Regions from separate parts of the Homo sapiens genome. Here regions 1 and 3 are each linked to region 2. Evidence: chromatin contacts called from ENCODE Hi-C data. All regions are on one chromosome and are shown on one strand. Each heading gives the region's core, a stretch centred on a gene start or an enhancer-like site at or near the end of the contact. The rest is flanking DNA. Distances are from core to core; before and after follow the strand shown. Region 1 holds the start of RALGAPA1 (Ral GTPase activating protein catalytic subunit alpha 1). Region 2 holds the start of SCFD1 (sec1 family domain containing 1). Region 3 holds the start of BRMS1L (BRMS1 like transcriptional repressor).

Region 1 (3,004 bases), core at 346-2,845, 5.2 Mb before region 2:
TGATGTAGTTTACAAATGAGGAAAATCAGGCTGAGACTGAACTACATGCCAAGGGCCCGAGAGCAAGTAAGTCCTTGCAAGTGAAAAACAGAATGTCTAATTTAGGTCTATGTAATTCTAAAGATCATGCTTGAAAACATTGTATTATTGCCTAAATTTCACGAAACTGTGAGGGACAGACCTTATTTTGATTTTATTAATAAGAAAACTGATGCTGAGAGGAACTAGAACTAAAATCTCTTGAACAATCCCCTTATTTTTCTATTATGTTATAAGCTTCCTCAAAACATGTATGGCTTGTAAGTTTGATGATACAAACAAACCCTACATGTAGAAACTGAATAAATTTTTTGTACTTTAAAAAATATAGGATTGTTGTTGAAACAAACTACCATTAAGCAAAGCACTATATTTTAACATAATTTTGGCAAATGTCTTACATCTCTCTTCTTTGCTGATTTTGTTATTTTTCTATGTTAATCACATATTTCATTGGACAAGTCTATTGCTATGGGTGAGAACATAGAAGGAAACAGTTCAAACAAGCAAACTCACTCTTTATCAAATTATTTTGTGGAGGAAATGTTCCTGGCCAGGCGCAGTGGCCTCACGCCTGTAATCCCAGCAGTTTGGTAGGCTGAGGCGGGCGGATCACTTGAGTCTAGGAGTTTTAGACCAGTTTGGGCAAAATGGCGAAACCCCGTCTCTACAAAAAACACAAAAATTAGCTGGATGTGGTGGCGCGCACCTGTGGTCCCAGCTACTCGGTAGGCTGAGGTGGGAGCATCACCTGAGCCTGGGAGTTCGAGGCTTCAGTGAGCTGAGATCACACCACTGCACTTCTGCCTGGGACACAGAGACCCTGTCTGGAAAGAAAAGGAAAAAGGAAAAAAAAAAAAAGGGTTCCAATAAAAATTTCAATTTATGTCATTCAGAATTTCACGGATTTTTTTCAGCTATTGCAGATTCTTCAGATGACTCCATCAATGTAATAAGAACCTTGAATTCTTCTTTGCAGAGGAAAAACTGACAATATATTCATCTTTATGTGGGGTGCAGATGGGGAAAAGATTTTTAAAAGCACAATAGAAAAGGAAAGCAAGATTACTTTTATTTAAAAAACCTAGATACCTCTGCTTAAGCCTTTCTGTTGTCAAGTTGTTTGCAGCAAAAAACAGGGATATTGCAAATAGAAAAAATATGAAAGAAATCACATACATAGTGCAGGAAATATTATTAGTAATAGATTTAGGACAGAATAAATTGCCCAACTGTAACTTCGTTTATCTTTCTGCTAGAGGATCTGGTGGCCACAACAACTTATGCACATTTTCAAAGATAAATCATGGACATATTTAATAAAGATTACTTCTCTTTGCTTATTACTATCATTTGGCTTACAATGGAGCACGCAGTAACTACCTTCCTTGCCTTTCTTGAGATTCTCCTTTGGCTGCTTACACAGGAAACCAAGGCGGGGAGTGCCACGGGTGATCTCATGCTGGCATGACGTCAAGAACTCTTGACGTCAGAAGGCGGTTGCCACGGACACCGTTCGCCACCGACGGCAGAGTCGTGAAACCCCATCACTACCACACTCGTCTCCGTTTCGGCCTCTGCAGGGTGTAAGCTGCTAAAGAAGCTTCAACCTTAAGGGGGCCTCAGGGAGAGAGTTGTGCTCCTGCCGCCGAGAGCTCCACCTTCGTGGCTCTGGGTCCGGGGCCCCGGCCTGTGGCGGCGAGCGGCGGCCGCTGGAGACGAGCGGCGGCGGCAGGCGGCCAGCCCGGGTCTGCCTCGCTCCGTGCAGGGCCGGGAGAGGGATCCGCCATATTGGAGCTGGGGCCGAAGGTGCCTTGGAGCCGCGGCGCGAGGCGGGTGGAGGTGGCGGCCCTGGCCTGGATCGGGAAGGAGTCGGCTCTGCCCTGGCCCGCAAGGCTGGGGAGCTAATGAGCCTCTCTGGCTAGTCTCCTCCCCGTCCACTCCCTCCACTTTCTGCCGCCGGGACCCGGCTGGGAGCCGGCTGTGGCAGTGGCAGTGGCAGTGGCAGCGACAGGATGTTCTCCAAGAAGCCGCACGGGGACGTGAAGAAGTCCACCCAGAAGGTGCTAGACACCAAGAAGGACGCACTGACTCGCCTCAAGCACCTGCGCATCGTCATCGGTGAGGAGCGAGGGGTGGCAGCGCCGAGGCCTGGGTTGCCCGGCCTTCCCTCTCCTGGGAGCCCCTGCGGACTCTCTCTCGGGACCTGGCGCGGTGCAGGAGAGGGCAAATCGTAGCCTCTGCGGAGACGCGGGAGGGTGAATAATTCGGAGAAGCGAAAACTTGGCAGTTGGCAGCACTGATTACTGTTAACACAGTAATCTAATTTTGAGTTAATAGTCTGAACTTATTTTTTAAAATTGGTATTACTCTAAAAACTTAGATCTTTAAGACTTTGTGGGGAGACCTGGCGTTGTGGATAATGGTGTTTATAGGATATGTTTGCCAGATGACTACTGCCAACCCCACCCAAGTAAAAAGAAAAATAAAATCCTCTCTCAGACAATATAAACCTTAATCTTTCAAGTTTCTTGGCAGATGAAGACAAGGAGGTAGCAGTTACACCTCTTTGGGAAGTGGGCGGTTCCCAAAAAGCTGTGGGAAGGAGCCCCGCCCTTTTGTTAATGCACCTTGTTCATCACTAGTCATTTAGAGGGAGAACTATTATAGGTAGTTTAACTCATCCTTTGCTTCTCGAGAATTGTATATAATTCTATTTTTAATTAAAAATATTTTTTTTATCGTCTGCCCTTAAGTTCTGTTTTGCTGGTAGACCAAACAGTGCTCTAAGTTTTGAATATAATGTTAATCGACTCTTTTGAATACTTAGTCATTTGGTAGGCTGATAAAGGCTGTAATAATACTTATGGAACATCTGGTCCAGTAGTTGGATTTTTTAGATGAAGACATTTGAGATGAAAAGGAAAATTATTTCGCCTGTGTTGATACTTAGAGTTAATGGTGG
Region 2 (2,924 bases), core at 76-2,575:
CTTGTATTGGTACAGTTTTACTGACACGTTATTTTAATATGTAGTATAGTCATCAGAAACACAGTATTAAAACAAATGGAGCTTCCATTTGTTTAAACATATACAACGAATGGCAGGTATGCCCCAAATCTTATTTGAACTTCCCTATATTTAGTTATGCCTGACTTCACCTGATAGGTTATACTAAATTATTTACTGGGAAAAGCAGAACGCAACTCAGTATCTTTTGTGTGTCATTACTAAATTGAAGTCTATCACTTTTTCTTTAAATGCCAAAGGAAGGAATCAAGTACAGCCCAAATCCCTTCTGTAGGTCATATGAATTATAAATTTATTTTCCTATTCATATTTATATCCAACAGAGCATAATTTCAGGAAACAGAATTCCAAGTATGCACATTCTTGATGCCTTATTTCTATTAGCTCCTCAGAATAAATTGCTTGAAAACTTTTAAGACAACTAGTTAACAAGTATAAACCTTTAGTTTGTAGCTAACAGGTATAAACCAAGTTGTCATGAGAAGTTTTCAAGTAAGGCAAAACTAATTTCTAAGACGGAAAAAAACCCAAAACTCAAGAGAAGAATATGTGCCTTTTTACATTTCTCTGCATAAATAGAAGCTATATAAACATGCTCTATTGAAGATAAAATATTATTTTAAAACAATGTGTCAAACAATTAAAATGAGAAAGCTATTAATTCATTTGTTTTGCCATTCTTCAATGCCTTCCAGCAAGCTGAAGGAGAAAATGTTTATCACCAGGCATTTTTCTGCAGGTACCCCCAAAAGACTGGTCCGAAGTAGAGAAGTGGCGCAAAGCAAGCCGCTGTGAAAATACCTAAATTCTCTGAGTGTCAGAAAATGGGAGTTCTCTTAAAAATCAAAACCAGGAGAACTGAACCACGCACAGAAACTCGGAGACCTCATAGGTGGCAACATAGATAAGAAGCTATCAGCTGCTAGATCTTGTTGTGATGGCCTTCTGATGCCCACTAGGAAGGAGACAAGAGCAGGGCCGTAGCAATCCGCCCACCGCTGAAGCTCCTTCTCCTGCACCACAGGAGGAACCGAGTCCTCAAGCTAATGGCAACTTCTCCCCAAAAACTCAAAGGGGAGGGGCTCTTGATGTTCTAGGGACTGGATTAAACTCCTGGAGATCGGTCTCTGAGCTGCACGCACCAGAGGAGAAGGATGTCGTCGGGGCAGTCACGAAGCTTCAAGGAGAAGAGAATAAGTCAGTACCTGTCTGCCTTTCCCGAATACTGGCTGCTGCTGCTGCTGTCGCTGCCGCCGCCGCCGCCATCTTGGCTCCCACGAGCCACTGCCCGGCTGGGGAGCGGAGCGGGGGGATGACGTGGCTGCCCTTACCGCCCCGGAAGCAAAGCCCGGAAGGGCGGGGCCAAAGGGTGTGCCTGAGTTCCGGACCCCACCTCCTCCAGGAAGACCTCCACTCTCGGTAGAACTGGGAGACCCGGTGCAGGTTAATTCAGTGGCCCGTAATGTTAGGCGAATACTAAGAGTTTTTATCCTACCGAATCAAGCCACACTCTCTCAAATGGTAGCAACATTAAATTGAGCTGTTAGGGTAGGAGCGTGTAGTGCTAAGAACCTAATTACTGAACTGTTGGTTTGGTGACTTACAGAGCACTTAAAGGGTGATAATGCTCTAGGAGTATAAGGACCACAGGACTGAAGTAAATGAAGCTCCTGAAACACAGGCAACATTTTAACGTTAGCTCTCGTTTCTCAGTGCAGCAGGAGTCTTCCCTTTGCTCCTTTCTCCAGAGAAACGGAAAGCATTGGAGCATTACTCTGATCTGGCATATTTCTCAGTCGCATCTCTTTAAAAAAAAAGGTGTAGCTTTATGGTGGCGTTCTGCCGGCATGGACACGGGATCCAGGGAGGTACAAAATGAGAAATTAGCATTTCTCCTCTTTCCTTGTAGTAATTGCAAAATCACCTTGCCGTGGGAAGGAAGTCAAGCAGTAGTGGGGTGTGTTGCCTAGGCTGGAGCGCGCAATCAGGGATCACTGCAGCCTCAAATTCTGACGGTCAAACGATCCTCCTGCTTCAGTCTCCCAAGTAGCTAGGGACTACAGGGGCACACCATCAGGCCAGGCTGATGTGCTGGTTTTTGTTGTTGTTTTGTTTTTGAGATAGTATCTCACTGTCTGTCGCTCAGGCTGGAGTGCAGTGGCAGAATCTCGGCTCACTGTAGTCTCGACCTCCCGGACTCAAGCGATCCTCCCAAACTATCCTTCCACCTCAGACTGCCCACTAGTTGGGACTATAGGCAGGGGTCACCACGCCCGGCTAAATTTTTTTTTTTTTTTTTTGTAGAGACGGGGATTCACCATGTTGGCCAGGCTGGTCTTGTGCTGGCGGTTTAATGTACACTTGAAGCCACGTGACCGCAAAATATATGGGATAGATGATTTCTAACTTAATCCATAGATTTTACTGTATGACCAAAATGGATACACAATGACACCTCATTTCCCGAGTTCATTGATGACGCTTCATTATGAAGTTGCACCAAATTCTGAAATGAAATCACTCTGTACCTCAAAAGCTTAACTTTCACAATTATATAAATGAAATGGTTAGCCTAACGATTATATATTGTTTTATAGTGTGAAACACTGGCTTTTTTCATTAATAAAAATTTATTTTTGTGACATTTAAAACAGGTTATCTTATTACATAATCTCTGCCGGGTGCGGTGGCTCACGCCTGTAATCCCAGCACTTTGGGAGGTAGAGGTGGGCAGATCACCTGACGTCAGTAGTTCGAGACCAGCCTGGCCAACATGGTGAAACCCGGTCTCTACTAAAAATACAAAATTAGCCGGGTGTGGTGGTGGGCGCCTTTAATCCCAGCTACTGGGGAGGCTGAGGCAGGAAGAACTGCTTGAACCTGGG
Region 3 (3,014 bases), core at 142-2,641, 5.2 Mb before region 2:
AATTTAATCAAGTGGTGACTTATGATAGCTTTTTAAGTGAGCCCAGATAATAACTATTTATCCCTCATATTGAGTACTGTCCAGTGCTGCACAAAGAAGTCACTCATAAATATTTTTGGATGGCTGATTTACTGATTGAAATTATATCCTTCCATGGAGATTTGCTTTGCAAGGGAAACATGAAAAGAGGGCATCTGGGTGATACTAGGCTGTCATCAACCTATCATCAATGCTTCCTTTACATGACCAAAATCAGGCCAAGACAAAGAAGTCAGTCTCATCTCCATCATTTGAATCGAAAGAAAATAATCCCGGTAATCACAAATTCCATTTCACTTTAGAATAACCATTCCTAAAAGTTTGCAAAATTTATTTGTAGTGTTAATCTGCCCTCCTCCCCCACCCAAAATAATTTAAAACAGCCCAAAGTTAGAAAAAACTGAAGGGAAGAAAAGACTTGGAGAATTTTCAACGCTGCCAAAACTCAGCCAATTTATAAGCATATGAAGATCCAAAATGAGCCCGAATGTTGGTCCCTTCCTCTCAGTCTTGCAAACTTCAGGGAGCTACTGAACGGGACCGCTCTCAAGTTAGCCCCCGAAAAGACACTGATGTAAAAGTGCTGACCGGCAAGTTGACTTGCAAACTGAGGTTAATTACTAAGCCGACCCTCTGTCCCGGCAACTCACTTGCGCTGAGAAGTGAGGGTTGCAAAGGTGAAAATAGGGAAAGAGGTCGGTGGGCTGGGGAGAGGAGGCATTTCCAGTTTGTCTGCTGCGGGAAGTTGTCCGCCTGGGCTGGTCGCTCCAGAGCACCACCGGGGGCAGGACCACGCCGCGTTTGGGAGCTGGACAAGCCCAGGCCCGCCCCGCCCCGCCGCCGGGACCCATCAGGAGCCAGACAGCGCCCAGCGACCGGTCAGGGTGCAGCCCAGGGCCCAGAGCCAGTCTCCGCCCCTTCCCTCTGTCCCCGCCCCGCTTTCCCAGCAGGACGCAGCCGCCTGGCGTGCGGAGAGCGGCCTGTCGCGCGCTGGGCGCGGGGACTCAGGGTCCCAGCAGTGGGTCGCGCACCTGAGCTATCTCCATCCTCGGAGACCGACGAGCTCTCAGTGTCCTCGTCCTCGGAGCTGCTCCCCTCATTTTCGGCGTAGTCCACCTCCATCTCATCGTGATGGTTGGTCTCCTTCTTATCCCCTCGGGAATGGACTGGCATTTTCCAGCCGCGCCGTCGCTTTCCACTACCGGCGCCCAGCCCGGCCACCGCCGCTTCAATGAAGGGCGCGCGGAACGCCCCAACCCACCCAGCCACCGAGCTTGCTCGCCCCCTTGGCTCCTCCCCGCCCCCGGCCCGGGCCTCACAACCTAACCCGCAGGCTCTGCGATGGGAGCTCTGCCATTGGCGGAGGCCTTCCACCGAGCCAGAGGGCGGGGGCTTGCCCTGCTCTGGTACGATTGGTTGCCCGCAATTACGACGCGGCCTTCCGATGCTTGCCGGGAGTTGTAGTTCGTAGGTCTCAGACCTGCAGGGGCTGCACGCTTCCATCCCTCGGCAGCCCTGATCACTTCTTCCTTCTGGACTTCAAGTCCCACAAGGCACGAAAGCTGACACTCTGGATCGCAGTTTATAAACTAAACAGAAACAGATTGTGCGAATTTAGTCTGTATTTATCTATTTCCCGCCAAGTGATTGTTTGACCTGCCTGACCATCAGAGATGTTACTGTTAGATGTGAAAATGTCTTTTGCCTAAAAGGATCTTTGCCTGCTCATTGAGCCTGGGGAACTGGAGAACCATCTGTTTTACTAAGCACCTTTATTACCTACCATTAATAAACTGTTTTATTTAATTATTAACTATAGACGATAACTTGCACTTTCTGTGTTGTGCAAAAATCTTTAAATTATTCTTGAAACTTTTACAATACAGAAGGTAAGGAAGTTTTATCTTGGCATTTTCAATCTAATATTTTTGGCATTTATTTTTTACCAAATGCAGTCGGAAAATGCCATCAGTCCTGATTTAACTTTAGTTTTCAATGAAAAATACATACTTAACCAGATGTACTTTCTCAAAAAAAGGGTACATAGCTCCCTCTCCCTCTCCCTCGCCCTCGCCCTCGCCCTCGCCCTCTCCACGGTCTCCCTCTCCCTCTCTTTCCACGGTCTCCCACTGATGCCGAGCCGAAGCTGGACTGTACTGCTGCCATCTCGGCTCACTGCAACCTCCCTGCCTGATTCTCCTGCCTCAGCCTGCCGAGTGCCTGCGATTGCAGGCGCGTGCCGCCACGCCTGACTGGTTTTCGTATTTTTTTGGTGGAGACGGTTTCGCTGTGTTGGCCGGGCTGGTCTCCAGCTCCTAACCGCGAATGATCCGCCAGCCCCGACCTCCCGAGGTGCCGGGATTGCAGACGGAGTCTCGTTCACTCAGTGCTCAATGGTGCCCAGGCTGGAGTGCAGTGGCGTGATCTCGGCTCGCTACAACCACCTCCCAGCCGCCTGCCTTGGCCTCCCAAAGAGCCGAGATTGCAGCCTCTGCCCGGCCGCCACCCCGTCTGGGAAGTGAGGAGCGTCTCTGCCTGGCCGCCCATCGTCTGGGATGTGAGGAGCCCCTCTACCTGGCTGCCCAGTCTGGAAAGTGAGGAGCGTCTCTGCCCGGCCGCCATCCCATCTAGGAAGTGAGGAGCGTCTCTGCCTGGCAGCCCATCGTCTGGGATGTGGGGAGCACCTCTGCCCCGCCGCCCCGTCTGGGATGTGAGGAGCGCCTCTGCCCAGCCGCGACCCCGTCTGGGAGGTGAGGAGCGTCTCTGCCCGGCCACCCCGTCTGAGAAGTGAGGAGACCCTCTGCCCGGCAACCGCCCCGTCTGAGAAGTGAGGAGCCCCTCCGCCCGGCAGCCGCCCCGTCTGAGAAGTGAGGAGCCCCTCCGTCCGGCAGCCACCCCGTCTGGGAAGTGAAGAGCGTCTCCGCCCGGCAGCCACCCCGTCCGGGAGGGAGGTGGGGGTCAGCCCCCGCCAGGCC

The links. A loop is a pair of places that touch in the nucleus more often than their neighbours do. Pooled maps may share reads with other maps.
Region 1: a pooled map shows a loop between it and region 2 (5-fold over the local background). The contact joins the promoter of RALGAPA1 here to the promoter of SCFD1 in region 2. A Hi-C loop is called at or near these places in 8 of 50 pooled maps.
Region 3: a map of CD8-positive, alpha-beta T cell shows a loop between it and region 2 (5-fold over the local background). The contact joins the promoter of BRMS1L here to the promoter of SCFD1 in region 2. A Hi-C loop is called at or near these places in 1 of 168 maps with a recorded cell type or tissue (CD8-positive, alpha-beta T cell), 1 of 37 single-sample maps with no recorded cell type and 12 of 50 pooled maps.

What each region holds. Positions count from the first base shown.
Region 1 is chr14:35,807,886-35,810,889 of GRCh38, reverse strand. It overlaps RALGAPA1 (Ral GTPase activating protein catalytic subunit alpha 1), which reads left to right and starts at 1,595. Exons shown (of 42, transcript NM_001346249.2): 1 at 1,595-2,160. The coding sequence starts at 2,055. RefSeq lists enhancers at 1,449-1,548, 1,385-1,945 and a silencer at 1,629-1,868.
Region 2 is chr14:30,620,720-30,623,643 of GRCh38, reverse strand. It overlaps SCFD1 (sec1 family domain containing 1), which reads right to left and starts at 1,325. Exons shown (of 25, transcript NM_016106.4): 1 at 1,245-1,325. The coding sequence starts at 1,305. RefSeq lists enhancers at 1,043-1,722, 792-1,991.
Region 3 is chr14:35,824,715-35,827,728 of GRCh38, reverse strand. It overlaps BRMS1L (BRMS1 like transcriptional repressor), which reads right to left and starts at 1,391. Exons shown (of 10, transcript NM_032352.4): 1 at 1,071-1,391. The coding sequence starts at 1,212. RefSeq lists silencers at 831-1,000, 1,251-1,350.